Regions from separate parts of the Homo sapiens genome. Here regions 2 and 3 are each linked to region 1. A link is a contact called in ENCODE Hi-C data. All regions are on one chromosome and are shown on one strand. The core of a region is the stretch at or near the end of the contact, and the rest is flanking DNA. Distances in the headings are between cores, read along the strand shown.

Region 1 (2,924 bases), core at 194-2,693:
AAAAGTCTAAAAGTTCAGCCAAGATTCACATGGGTCATTTCTGGGCAAAAGGACCAGGCATGATTTTGTTGTTCTTCCTATTCTTCTGTCCTCCTCAGCTTTTCTATTCTAAGTGTGTCCTTCGTTATGCTGATGCAAGTTGGCAATTTTACATTGCACAAGAATATATGGTTTTAATCCACGCAAGTGTCGCCTCTGACGATGCTCTCTTTCCAGTTCCTCCTGCACCACACTTGCTCTCATCATCTGCTACAGGGGAGGGACCTGCTAGCCCTGTGCCTAAGTTAGCACCAGCAGGAACCCACAGGTGTTCAGTGGGGAGTCGCTGACTGCCTTGGAGAAGCGTATTTGAGACAAGCTGTTAATGGCTCACGGTCCTAGGGTAACCCCCTCGGCTGGCACCTGCATTTAGGACAGCAGTGAGCCAAGCAGTTTCCAGCTTGTGGGAAAGAAGCTTTGAGGGGTCCCTAAGGGCAAGAAGGCCTTTCCTGGCTCAGTCCAATCAGATACCTGCTGTGGCTGTGCTTCTTCTGGCCACAGGTCCCTGTCTTTGTTGGTTCCCTGCACTGACCTGGCCAAAAGGAAGCTGCTTGCTTCTGGGCAGCAGCTGTCCCCTCCCCCAGAAAGTCTAAAAGGACACAGAGGACGTCTTCAGTATTTCCGTAGAGGTCACAAGCTAAGTGGGTCGCTGTCGCTGTTTTACGTTTGGTTGGTGCTGAGACACTTCCTCTTTCATTTATGTCTTATTCAGGCCACCTCCTCCATCCCCCTTGAAGACTGAAAAAGGGGAACTTGAAAGAAAAACCGAAAATTTCAGACCGAGCTATGGTGCAGGAGACCATGCTGTCATCCTGAAGCAGAGGCTGGGGACGTCACCAAGAGGATCACAGCATCCTCGAGGGTTCACTGAGGCCACTGCCCAGGCTTTCTTTTCTTTCTTTTTTTTAATAGAGATCAGAGTCTTGCTAGGTTGCCCAGGCTGATCTCAAACTCCTGAGCTCAAACAATCCTCCCACCTCAGCCTTCTAAAGTGCTGGGTTTACAGGCTTGAGTCACTATACCGGGCTGACCAGGGACTTTCTTCCTCCCCTCATTCGAACTTTCTTAGCTCCCACTCAAGTCTTCCTAAATGCTATGTGGTATTCTTAGGACTCCTAATTCCTAATTTTTCAGGAAGTGAAATGATATTCTTAAAGTAAAAACCAAAATCTGCTTTTGCTCAATTCTTTGAATTTACTGTATTTATATGCCATATATAGAGAGAGAGAGAAAGAGAGACAGAAAGAGTGCATGTAGATATACACACACAAATGTATACACACACACACACACACACACACACACATCAGATTGTGGTAGCTTTTGGAAACTCTCTAAGGCACAGAAAATAAGTTGCCTGACAAGACATCAAAGAATTGCAAAAGAGGCCACAGCCCCAAAGGCCTTACTGACTGCTTTGTGATTTGTAGCATGACTGCTGATAAGCATCTATTTGCTTCAGTAAATAGAAGTTGAATCATAACATTTGTTCCAGGAAACAGTAACTGAAGTCGCAAATCATAAATAATAAAGCATGAAAAATCTTCTTTTAACCTAATGGACTAAAAGATTTCTTGCTTTTTTCATTTCTGCTAATGGCCTCTCTCCCTTGGCACTGCCAGAGCTGGCCCATTAAAGGTGAATTGAGCCTCAGTTTGCAGGCAGGACGTGGTCCAAAAGATCATTTGTAAGTTGGTTGTTTGGATCAAAGAATGTGTTTTCTCCTAGAAACCGTTTTTCTCAGGGTGACTGGGTTCTCAGGTTCGCTCGCACAGTGCTGTTCAACTTCTACTGAAGCTGAGCTCTGGGTCTTTGAGGGCAGGTTCTCTGCAGTGCAGGAGGGAGAAATCAGGTCACCTGCTGCTCCTTTGCATAGAGACCTGGCTCTGAGCACAATTTAAGCATAAGTAGTTTTCTTTTCTACTTTCTCAACTCCCTTTTGGCGTCCAGGTCCAGGGCCGTAGTCCCTGGATTGCAGCACCCTTTCCTAAAGTGCTTTACCCACCTCTGGGCTGCTTGCCTGCTAAGGGGGGTCTGGGACCCCAAATTACCCACTATTCCTGCTTCCTGACCAATCAGACTTCCATTTCCTCAGAGCAGTTGATATCAGCTAAGGGCCAGGGGAAAAGCAAAAGGAGAAGATATGAATTCACACTAGTAGGTGAATCATGGAGAACCTCTTAACCCTCTTAATATCTTCTCATGTTAAAATGAATTAGTTGTGAGACTTGAGAGTCCTTGTGGCAGTATGGGTTAGGGATGAACACGGTGACTAAGGATTCGGAATTCACACACACATTAGTAGGACTCTTAGGCTCTTCACTGCACCTGCTTCCAGAACACTGGCAGTCAGTTAGGAAATGATCCTACTCTGGAAAAAAAATGCAATGGTCGCAGAGAAGAAACTTTCAAGTTCAGACACTGGGGAGAATCCCCTCAGTGAATAAGCTGATTATCTGCCAGATTGCCTCTGAGAATAAGCCACATTCATGCACACAGAACCCCCCACCAGTTTTTTGTGCCTCATAATGAAATCTTAACAGATAGCCAAAGATTACCAGATGTTTATGGAAAGTTCTAACATGAAACAAAAAGACCAAAACAGAGGAAACAACAGAACAAATCTTCAAAAGTAGTATAGTTACTATCTATAGAGAAATAAGAAAAGGCATTTTATCCATGAAATAGGATGTATTTTAGACTTTCAGGATGCCGTAACAAAATATGATACACTGGGTGGTTTATAAACAAAGAAATTTATTTCTCATGGTTCTAGGGACTGGAATCCAAGATCAAGGTGCTGATTTGGTGTCTGGGGAGGGCCTGCTTTCTGGTTCAGAGATAGTGTCTTCTTGCAGTGGCCTCACGTGGAGGAAGGGGTGAGC
Region 2 (2,924 bases), core at 287-2,786, 1.7 Mb before region 1:
CATAATAAGCACCAACACAAAACATGTCAGAAAAGAGACTTTGTTGACTTGACACTTCTCATCTCTGTTCTTAAATGAATTCAAGATGGCCTTGCTTCACTGCTGCAGGTGGGAGTAGGGTGGGGTACGGGGAGCAGATTCCTATCTGATGGGTTATTTGTACCTAATGTACAACCGGGGTCTCCCAACTGGGGCCCGGGAGTGGTTTAGAAAGCACAATGAGGTCGGATGCGGTGGCTCACGACTGTAATCCCAGTACTTTGGGAGGCCGAGGCAGGCAGATCACAAGGTCAGGACTTCAAGACCAGCCTGGTGAATATGGTGAAACCCCTTCTTTACAAAAAGTAAAAAAATTGGCCGGGCATGGTGGCGCGTGCCTGTAGTCCCAGCTACTCGGTAGACTGAGGCAGGAGAATTGCTTGAACCCGGGAGGTGGAGGTTGCAATGAGCCAAGATTGCACCATTGCGCTCCAGCCTGGGCAACAGAGTGAGACTCCATCTCAAAAAAAAAAAAAAAAAAAAGGACAACAAAGGGTTCACTTTAACTTGGCAATGGCTTCTTGGAAACCAGCAATGCACAGTGACACCTCCATTAGGGAAAACTCTGTAATTCATAATTCCTGGGGATGGAAGGCAGAGAAAAGGCTGAGTAATGACTGCAGCAAACACAAATCTAGCCAGGCACTGTTCTAGGCACCTTCCATACTTACTCATTTAATCCTCCCAACATCCCTAGGAGGTTGGTCCTTTTACCATTTCCATTTTAGACTTGGAGAAACTGAGGCAAGAGAGATGAGCTGCATGGCTCCAGGCTATACAGCTATGAAATATTGGAGCTGGGATTTGAACCCTTGAACCCAGGCAGTGTGGCACTTCCTCGCCACACCCTGCTGCCTTCTTGGAATGACGAGGTGACAGCCACGTTGCCCAGCAGGTGGGAGAAGAGGGACAGTCTTTAAGGAGAAGGGGACAGGGACAGCCCTTCATTAGAGCTAGGAGGAGCCAGGCAAGAACCCAGGGAGGTGAAAGCCTCACCCTAACTCTTTCTTCTTATTTTTCTCCCCTCTCATTACTTCCCTTTTCAGCCACATCTGAGTTTTTTACACCAGCACCCAGCTTTCCGACATGCTGGGAAACTAAGCTCTGTGATTCAGATGTTTCTTTGGAATAACAAAGTTTTCAACATAATAAAAAGGACACAAACAGCACTCAGGCACGTCAGGCCACACAAGTGGGAGAGGTTTGGGTCCCAAATAGGGTTCCAGGACCCAAGTACGAGTTCCTTCCATCAGAATGGAGGTGTTCCTCTGAAGTAGCAGGGGGTGCAATGAGAGGGGTTTACTTGGTTTTTAAACAGGAACTGTTTCCACCTCCTGGAGTGATCAAGAGGTGCCTCTTTCCTCTGAGAATGCTGGAGGGTTTTACTCCACAGGAAGAAGTTGCACAGAGGCTCAGTGTATTCAGGTGTGGCCAGCCTCTGGAGATGTGTATCCAAAGTCAACACCCTGCATTGAATCATGGGACAGGGTTTTCAAACACAGACAAGGGCGGGGTGGAGGGGGGGCAGTAACAACAGAAGCCTTGAAAGGCAGTTTTCACACACAGTATTTACCACACTCTGCAAGACTTAGGAAACCTCAAGGAATATTTTTTTTCTTTCTCATTTCCAGTATCTCTAGGTCACAAATCTCCTGTGGTTCCTCTAACAGGCACATCTGCAGGGTGAGATACAAGTTCTAGAGATGAGAAACTCTAAAAACATTATTTATTAGATGCTGTCTTTAGGACAGTGTTTTTGAGAGAGCATTAGATGTGGATTCCAGCTTGGGGTCGGGGAGTAGGGTTTCTCCCCTTGCAAATCCTCCACCCGAGCATTTGAGGGTTTAAATTTTCCAGTTTGATCTAATGCGAACATAAAAGCACTGCGACAATCTTGGGCTGATTTTAATTACGAACACAGGCAATACGCTGAGAGCACAGCTGGTGTGTGGCCCTAACCAGCTTCCCAGAAGAGAGTGGCGCTATCAGAAATGACAATAATAGACCAGGTTTTTAAAACCATTTACATGCAAGTTGCAAAATTCCCCTCCATAGTTTGGGGATAGAATGGTTGATTAGATTGCAACGATTGAGTTGGGAAAACATTAAAAAATGAGAAAAAATGAAATAAGAGTGAGAAGGATTAAGTCAGGCATTAAGAACATCAGAACAATTACAGGATTTCAGCCTATGATATATTACACTACATCATCCATATGAACACACTCATGTAGTGTAAATACACCATACTGATTGCATGCTAATGCAGATGTATGCCTATAAAACTTAAAATGAATCTTAACTCATATGTGATTGAAAGATATTAACAGAAAGAAAGGAAAATGAGCTGTCCATTTAAAGATGCACTCTTTCTGTTCATTGGATGGATGCTTTCAATACAGACTTGAACTTTAATCACTGATAGGAGGTTTTGATATTTGCTTGGTAAAATTTTATTTATTTATTTATTTATTTTATTTATTTATTTTTGAGATGGAGTCTTACTCTGTCACCCAGACTGGAGTGCAATGGTGCGATCTCGGCTCACTGCAACCTCCGCCTCCCGGGTTCAAGTGATTCTCCTACCTCAGCCTCCCGAGTAGCTGGGATTACGGGCACCTGCCATCATGACTGGCTAATTTTTGTATTTTTTTTTTTGTTTTTTGGTAGAGACGGGGTTTCACCATGTTGGGCAGGCTGGTCTTGAACTCCTGACCTCGGGTGATCCACCTGCCTCGGCCTCCCAAAGTGCTGGGATTACAGGTGTGAGCCACCGTGCCCAGCAGGTAAAATTTTAAACTAACCTAATCTGAAGAGGAGGGGAGACTGGTCTATTCTCTGGGTGATTAAGACATGGCATTTTTTTTCATGGGAGGGCCGTGGCT
Region 3 (2,924 bases), core at 249-2,748, 1.1 Mb after region 1:
CGCTGGCAGCTTGTTACAAATGCAGAGTCCTGGGCCCTGCCACAATCTGCATTTTTAATAAGAGCCTCGAGTGTTTTTTATGTGCTCATTAAAGTTTAAGCAGCACTGGTCCATATCACGGCGAGGAGATCCAGACCATCAGAGGGTAGGCTCCCTGGCACAGCTGACGCATTTTTGAATACTTTGATACAGCACAGTGTACCTGAAAAGATACTGCATTTTTGAAAATTAAGTGCTATAAATACTGGAGAAAGACCTCTTTTTTTAAACTGCGGGGAGGTTTCTCATAAGCCAAATTTCTTTTGACTAGAAGCATTTTCTGGGGAGTAAAGTACCAGGCTTCCTTAAAGTGAGGCGGAGCCACGTTAAAAATGTGCGGTAGAACTCAGCCTTGGCCAAGTCGACCGTTCACCAGCTGGGTCAAGTCTGGAGCCTCCTAGGTCCCTTGGCAGTTCCGAGCTACCAGCATGAGCTTTTACAGGAAGTTGAGTTGGCTGCTGTTCTGCCCCACAGAGCAGCTGAGTCTTTTTTTTTTTTTTTTTTTTTTTTGATGAGTTTCACTCTTGCCGCCCAGGCTGGAGTGCAGTGGGGCGATCTCGGCTCATTGCAACCTCTGCCTCCAAGGTTCAAGCGATTCTCCTGCCTCAGCCTGCCGAGTAGCTTGGATTACAGGCGCCCGTCACCACACTCGGCTAATTTTTGTATTTTTAGTAGAGACGGGGTTTTCACCATGTTGGCCAGGCTGGTCTCGAACTTCTGACCTCAGGGGATCCGCCCGCCTCAGCCTCCCAAAGCGCTGGGATTACAGGCGTGAGCCACAGCTACCGACTCTGAGTTGAGTCTTTAACGCCGAAGATGCAGAAAGGAGACTTGACAAAACTATTTTCGGGGAGTGTGGCCGCGGAATTCGGTGAGGGTGCTATACCGGGAGAGAGTAGTAGCAACGGCTCATTCACTGTGAAGCCCCTAAGTGACCTTAGACCTCTGACCCCGCGCCTCACTCGGCGCTTCCGCGCGCAGCTTCCGCTCCCGCCCCTCCGACGAAAGGCTGGGCCAAAGGTGGGGGGGTGGGGCTCTGAGGTCGGCAGTTAGGGGCGGTGCCCGCTGGGGGCGGGTCTCGCGAGGGGCAGGATTCGAGGAGGCACTCGAGCATTGGGCACCAGGTAGAGGCGGGGCCTAGTGCTGGGCTGGGTTGGGCGGGGCAGGGAGTTCGTAGCCGCCTCTGGGTAACTCGACTCGGGCGGCCAAACCTCCGGAGGCCGGGGACGGAAGGCGGGCCCGCAGCAGATCCTGGATCCGGAATCTCCCGGGCAGGAGCGGAATCTGTCCCGAACCGGGTCTGTGAGGAACTCGCGAACTTGGATTAGGAAATCCCGGAGCCCGGATCGACAAATCCCGGAACCCGGAATTAAGATCGCCAAGTCCCGGATCGCGGAGCACAGAGCACGGAGTGGACTCGACGCGGAGCCCGGAGTCCGGATCGCGGCACCGCGGGACGGGACGGAGCGATGTCGGGCCGAGGCGCGGGCGGGTTCCCGCTGCCCCCGCTAAGCCCTGGCGGCGGCGCCGTGGCTGCGGCCCTGGGAGCGCCGCCTCCCCCCGCGGGACCCGGCATGCTGCCCGGACCGGCGCTCCGGGGACCGGGTCCGGCAGGAGGCGTGGGGGGCCCCGGGGCCGCCGCCTTCCGCCCCATGGGCCCCGCGGGCCCCGCGGCGCAGTACCAGGTGAGCAAGGAGGACGCGAGCGGACGGGGGCGAGAGGCGCTGCGAGGGCGCCCGGGCCGGCGGCTGAAGGGGCCTCGAGTGAGGGCCCTGGGGAATGCATGAGGAACTCCGGGAGACGGTGGAGGGCGGGCCGGGACCCTCGGGCTGCGGCGGGTCGCGGTGGAGAAGTGGGAAGGGGAAGCAGGTTCTGCAGCGGAGGGCTGGAAGCAGCTGGGAGGCCTGGGGGCTTCCGCGGCACAGGGATTCCGAGTGACTGGGAGATGGAGGAGTTTGGGGAGCCAGTGAATTGTGGCGGGTGGGTTGAGAAGTCTAGGGTAGGAGGGCTGGAAAGTGATGAGAAAGTTTGGGAAAGGGCCCTCGCTGAGAAACCGGGGTTACCCTGCATCGGCCTTGGTCCCAGTCCAAGTCTGCCCTGTTTTTTCTGATTGGGAACTGGCGGAGCTCTAGCGTGTCTGAGATGGCTCCCGGCTGCTAATAAGGAGGAAGGAGCCTGGCTTCCCACGGGCACGGGACGCTGAGGCTAGGGCCAGGGGATTCCAGCTTGTGCACGGGCGGACTTTACTCCTGAGGCAGGGCCAGGCGCCTTCGCTGGGAGGACTCCAGCTTAGACCAGAGACGGTGGTGGCCTGGCCTGAGGGGAGGCCCAGCCCAGTCACAGGCCGGCTCTCTTCTGGGCTTTCTGCCTCCTGTCATCGTGTCCGGGAGTTGATTAGTCTGGACGTGCAGAGTGGAGCCCTGCTGGTCTGGGGCCGGAGGAGTCTGCGAGAGTTGCTTCAAAGAGTGCTGTCCTGACCCCTTTGGGGTTTTGAGAGCTGCTCAGATTGCAGCTTCAAAAGCCCTTGCAAAGCAGCGACTTCTGCTCAGTGTGTGAGGACCTCAGCCTGACCCTGCCAGTGCTCTAGTCTGCTGTTCAGGTTGCCCCAGAGGGCTTGGAAACTGTGCCCATCTGCCTTGTCACCCTCTCTGCATTTTTATTTGGCCTTCAGGTTCTAACTCCACCACGTCCGAAGCCATGTGCCCAAGCATTTGACACTGGCTTCTTGCTCATCTACGGGTTTGCTGTGGGCTTCCTCTGTTTTCGACTCATGTCTCCAGGCAGAGGTCCTTAGGGATCCTCGTGGAGTATACACAGCCTACCTGCCCCACTGGGCCCTCACTTCTAAGGAGATGGCTTAACTAGGGACAGTGACTGGATTTTTT

What was found. Hi-C counts contacts between places; a loop is a spot of excess contacts on that map. Pooled maps may share reads with other maps.
Region 2: a loop to region 1 is called in a map with no recorded cell type, with 7 times the contacts of the local background. The contact joins two enhancer-like sites. A Hi-C loop is called at or near these places in 3 of 37 single-sample maps with no recorded cell type and 4 of 50 pooled maps.
Region 3: a pooled map shows a loop between it and region 1 (6-fold over the local background). The contact joins the promoter of SMARCD2 here to the enhancer-like site in region 1. A Hi-C loop is called at or near these places in 2 of 37 single-sample maps with no recorded cell type and 9 of 50 pooled maps.

Annotation. Positions count from the first base shown.
Region 1 is chr17:64,983,875-64,986,798 of GRCh38, reverse strand. No RefSeq gene overlaps it. Among named protein-coding and RNA genes, the nearest start is that of LRRC37A3, 66 kb to the right of the region's middle. RefSeq lists enhancers at 367-416, 697-996, 1,614-1,893. Within about 2 kb of position 1,443, at least 28 of the 41 ENCODE cell types and tissues checked have a DNase peak (open chromatin) inside an H3K27ac peak, as active enhancers do.
Region 2 is chr17:66,710,648-66,713,571 of GRCh38, reverse strand. All of the region lies in intron 8 of PRKCA (protein kinase C alpha), which reads right to left. Among named protein-coding and RNA genes, the nearest start is that of MIR634, 75 kb to the left of the region's middle. Within about 2 kb of position 1,536, at least 9 of the 41 ENCODE cell types and tissues checked have a DNase peak (open chromatin) inside an H3K27ac peak, as active enhancers do.
Region 3 is chr17:63,841,259-63,844,182 of GRCh38, reverse strand. SMARCD2 (SWI/SNF related BAF chromatin remodeling complex subunit D2) reads left to right here and starts at 1,498. Exons shown (of 13, transcript NM_001098426.2): 1 at 1,498-1,724. The coding sequence starts at 1,509. RefSeq lists silencers at 1,006-1,175, 1,546-1,775 and an enhancer at 2,496-2,575.